2 separate regions of the Homo sapiens genome follow, and region 1 is linked to region 2. The links are chromatin loops, found by intact Hi-C in ENCODE. Cell type or tissue: heart left ventricle. All regions are shown on one strand.

Region 1 (2,500 bases), 53 kb after region 2:
GTCTGTGTTTTACAAATTCTGATCATCCATTTAAATGACTTTACGACCCACTAAAATGGACTTCAAATTCTGAAAAACATTGTTCTTAAGGATGAATACCCAGGCGTGCAACTGCTGGATCAGGAAACACGGACATCGGACGTCGTCAACTTTTCCAGATCCTTAACTGTTAAATGTTCTTATCTAAGCGCATATAAATTTACCACTATTTAACTTCAGAGCGAAAAGCGTGAAACATCAGAGAACATTTTATCTTTTCCCTCGGTCATTAAACAGTATTAATCACTTACCATGTGCTAAGTAAGCAATCTCTGAGCCCAGCGAGACCGGTGGGTTAATACGCGGAGGGGCTGCGGGGGAGGACTTAGGGGACCAGGACCTCAGTGAGGCCCCAGAAAGCACCCGGGAGGGGCCTCCGATCCTGCCTGGGAGGGAGGGGTTAGAGGAGGATTCCTGGAAGAAGGAGGACCTAAGCTGGGTGTTTCTATTTTTGATTTTTATTGGTTTCCTAAAACATGAAAGTAACACATTTGATGAGAAAAAATATTCAAAATTACAGGAGTATATTCAGTAAAAGGTAGAAATCCCCATTCCGCCCTGAAAGTTGGATGCGGAGACTAACAGAAGTCGCATTATCAGCTGTCCCGATCTAGGAAATTTTTAGGACCCCACGTTTTTAAATACTTTTAAGAGTATGTCTGATACAGTCTGTAATACTAAAGCATCAAAATAATCATATTTTCCATAAGAGACGAAAGTGCAAACAGTTACTGTCTAGTCCCATTATTACTTGGAACAGACTTTTTCTTCTTTTCCTTGTTCTGTTTTTTTCCTGGCCCGTTGGCGAGGTTAGAGCGCCAGGTTGTAAGAATCGGGTCTGTGGACCTCATACCAGATAGGCGCGAACGCCTCTGGCAGCGGCGTCCAGGGGGTCCGGCGGCACTCGCGGTGGGGCTGCCTGGGTTGCGGGTGACGATCTGCGGGGTCCCGCACCCGGCCCCGCGGAGCCCGGACCCGCACGTAGGCGGCGCGGCAAAGGCACACCCTCCTCGCGGCCGCGAACCCAGCGCCGTCCTCGCAGCGCGGCAATGCACGGCCACCGCTGCCCCCAGCCCGCCCGCCGCAGCCGCGAGCACCCAAACACCTACCCTGCGGGGCGACGACCCCCGGAGCTCAGGCGAGGCCGCTCGGGCGTGCCACCTCCGCGGCCATGACGGCGACCCGGGGAAGCGCCCCGCGCGCCAAGGCCCCGCGCTGCTGAGCTGTGAGCACGGCTGCCCCGTCCGTCCGTCCGTCCAGCACCCGCCCGGAGAGTGAGGCCAGAGCACGCCCCAGCCGTGTCTAAATCAAGGCTCGGGGCGGTACCGACGGGCTGAATGACAAATGGCAGATGCCGTGGGCTTTGCCGCCCGCGGCAGCCAAGAGGATGGCTGCGCCGAGGAGGCCGCGCGCAGGCGGGGCTCGGGAGCCGGAACGGCGCGGCCGCGAGGAGGGCGCTGGGGCCCCTGGCGGGGGCGTCACGTGGCAGGAGGAGGCCCCGCCGGGGAGCTGGGGGTCGGCGGCCGAGGCGGGGGGAGCTGAGCGGCACCCACACGTCCTGCGGGCCGGGTCACCGGTGGGGGCAAAGCCAAGGTCGCCCAGGTACAGCGCTGGCGCAGGTAGACCCGAGCCGGCCTGGGGTCTGCAGCGGGGCCTGCTAGCCGAAGTCTCCGCCAGGATGGGCCGCCAGAGCCCAATCACACATGAGAAACGCGACAGATGCTGGGACGCTGCAATAGGCCAAACTAACTTACCTCCTGTGCCAGCAGCGCCCAAGTGCAGCTGCCCAAACGTGAGCACTGACCGTGAGCCAGGCACTGTCCTAAGCACTTTGCAGGTAAATACGTGTAATCCTCACAGCAACACTGGGAGAAATACCCGTCTCACAGCTGAAGAAACGAAGACGCAGAAAGGGTAGACAGAAGTAATTTTCTAATTACGGTATCACACTACGTCTGCTTCATATAATTTCAAATTTTTCATGTTACTGGAATTTAAGAAAAATAAACTGAAGGGAATCTCTATTGCTTTCTTCCCTAAAAGACGTGCTTTTTAAAAGGCCTATAAGCATTACGTAAAAAGATTAAGAGAGGTGTAAGGAGCTCACTACATGTTCGGGTTTAGAAAGTCTCATAGCTCTGAAAGATGAGGTTAATTAGCATCATACACCTCCACCTACCTTTAGGGGGTAACCCTGCCTCTCAATTTCCATTAGTTCTGTTACTTTCGGCTTCCTAGCAATGAGAACATTTGCAATTGCTCTGCAACTTTATTTTTCCAGATGTTGTCTTAATTCTATCTTTAAATGAATTTGATATTCACTGTAACTTATCTATCCCTGAATTTTTATTTTTATTTAGTTCTTGATGGACTTCCTTCATTTTCAAGTCATATTCCTAAGGAGGGTTTATAGAGTGCTGCCATGTTTGAGAAGATCTGGTGTTTTTCTCTATACATAAAT
Region 2 (2,500 bases):
CATCCTAAGAAAGCTAAAGTTTAAGCCAGCATTAAGAGGCAACAAAACAACCTGCTATACCCTGAAGCATCTACCATATGTCTCTGCAATTTGGTACAGTAGGTACTTCTGGAAGTGAGGATGGAAACAGGTATGAAAGCAGCAGGTGAAAGTCTGTTAGTGAAGCACTGAGCCCTCCTGACCTCTCCTGATGCCTGCAGTGGGGTGCCTGCCCTTCCTTCCCCTAGCACAAGTGCTCGCTATGGAGACTGTATGAAAGTGGGGGAGTAGCCTGACACAGGGTGAATGTCCTCTCTCTCAGGGCAGGAGGATGGAGGAGTCTTCCCTGGGAAGCTGACCAGCCCAAGAGAAAAGAGCAAACCATAAGGACAAAGGGGGTTTCCTCCAGGGGTCGCCACCTTACCCTATACAAGGCCCCAGCTGACAAGCCCCACCTAAGTATACAAAGCTCCCATCAGCTCTTTACTGGCTTGACTCACAAATTAGTAGGCCAAGGATCACCAGAAATCAGAGGAAGGCACTTAATAGGGAAAACTGACACAAAAAGTAACGGGGAAAAAAAGACTACGGGGGGAAGGAAACTTCAAAAATAATAATCATTAATATCCTAGAGAGAACAGAGGTCCTTAAAAGAAGAGCAGGATATTATTTTTTAAAGAGGACAACACCAACAAAAAGGCAGTGGCAGTGCAAGACCCCAGGGGCTGGGACAGGCATTTGAGTCAAACTTGCAAGGGGAACACTTGAGAACCCAGAGAGCATCTGAGAGTCAACACCATGAGGCAGCCTCTTATAACTCAGCTAATATAATCCAGAGACTAACATTCATTGACTAAATGGTTAAAATATGTATCATTTCACCAAGAAACATGAAAGGAGAGGAGATGATTTTTAAACTAACAAAACAGAGTATACTATCTTCATCACATGACAAAGTTACCTATTATCATTGCTTGCATGAAACATTCATGTATTAGAAGTCATGGATAATACGATACAGTAAGACAATAAACTAATGAAAGGCATAAAATTGGAATGGAATAATTATTTATTTGCAGAGGAATGTCGATATAGAAAATCCCAAAGAATCCACACACAAGATTAGAAAGCCTGGCAAGGTGTTTGATTATAAAAATCAAACTACACAAACAGCTGCATTTCTAAATATCCACAAACAGAAATATAGTTTAAATACCATCATATTAGCCAGAAAATAAAGACAGGTAACTAGTGCCCAGCCAAAGGGAAAGAGACAATATGCAAGACTGGAATCATGGACAGGATATATTCAAAGATGTGTTTCCTCAGGAATGAATGGACAGAATACAATTACATTGCTCTATAATGACATATGCATGAAAACAGATAAATAGAAGTGAAAATCATTACTAAAACTTGAGGTGGTGGTTGTCTAGGCAGTGACCATCTCTTGCTTGGGAGATCAAGAAAGGTGTCACAGAGAAGTAAAAGTTGAAGCTAGCGTAGAAGTTTACAACGTGTTCAAGAGGGAGGTGGTCTATTTCAGGCCAAGGGAATGAATCCAACCACCTGGAGAATAAGTGGTTCAGTAAGACTGGAATACAGGTGCAGATGTGGGCAAAGGAGAAAACAGGCTAGAGAGATGGAGAATCGTGAAGGGTCCACTCTACAAGGGGAAGGTGGGCTTTTTTGTCATAAATTGTTTTTAGCAGATTGATCTATTTAGTCAAGTCCAGCCACAAACTCTTGAATTTATGTGGAGATGCAGTGAGGAGGGCGGGAAGAGAAGAGGTAGAAATAGGTAGAGAATGCCAATAAAATGCTGTGAGGAATGGGAAGAGGCAGTGGGGAAAGCCTCAGCCTGTGATTGTGAGCCTCAAAGGGCCACAGAAAACTGACAAAACCAAACTACCAAGGGGAAAGGACGACCCAGGCGCTCACCACCAGGGAGCTGGGCAATGGGGACCGATCAGAAGCAGTGGACTTGCCACCAGATTTCACTTTTTGATGGTAACTCTGGCAGGGACGTATAAGACATGCTGGAGGGTGGTGGGCTGGATAATGAGATCATTTAGGCTTCTGCCAGATCTCAGAAGAGAGAACACAGGCCTGCACAAGGAGAGAGGGCAGGTTCCAGTGACACTCTGTAAACAGAATAACTGGATTAGGACTGAGGTTAGGGGAAAGAGGGAATGGTGGTGGCAGAGAGAGGTTTTCTTCTGCATCCCAGAAGAAAAACTCAGCAAAAAATAAGCGTTAGGAGTTCATTTTTAGACATGCTGGGCTTAATGGTGCCTAATGGGCATTCGGGCCAGCAAGGAGACGTGAAGCGTGGAGTGGCTCAGGAGCTCTTCTAGTCTAGGGAAGCGGATGCCTTTCTGAACCTAACTTATACAGGCGATTTTATAAGTTACTCTGAGCTTTCCATGGGTGGCCTCATATCCTGTCAGTGACTCACGTGTTCAACCTTGATCACCAATGTTTTCCTCCTAGAGTGGTTTGGTCAAGTGGGCTAGCCCTG

What was found. A loop is a pair of places that touch in the nucleus more often than their neighbours do. Peaks named below come from ENCODE experiments on the same cell type or tissue, not always from the same donor. Only the 100,000 strongest peaks of a DNase experiment are listed, where the experiment ranks them.
Region 1: it touches region 2 in a loop (2.1-fold over the local background); 73 of 110 quality-filtered maps call a loop at or near these places.

Annotation. Positions count from the first base shown.
Region 1 is chr6:144,006,942-144,009,441 of GRCh38, forward strand. PLAGL1 (PLAG1 like zinc finger 1) reads right to left here and starts at 1,318. Exons shown (of 8, transcript NM_001317162.2): 1 at 1,149-1,318. It overlaps HYMAI (hydatidiform mole associated and imprinted), which reads right to left and starts at 1,318. Exons shown (of 1, transcript NR_002768.3): 1 at 1-1,318. RefSeq lists silencers at 747-929, 1,125-1,314, 1,505-1,554. In heart left ventricle, no CTCF peak of the experiment used is centred here; DNase peaks (open chromatin) are centred at 979 and 1,340; H3K4me3 peaks cover 2,008 bases; H3K27ac peaks cover 1,864 bases.
Region 2 is chr6:143,953,739-143,956,238 of GRCh38, forward strand. All of the region lies in intron 6 of PLAGL1 (PLAG1 like zinc finger 1), which reads right to left. Among named protein-coding and RNA genes, the nearest start is that of HYMAI, 53 kb to the right of the region's middle. In heart left ventricle, no CTCF peak of the experiment used is centred here; no DNase peak of the experiment used is centred here.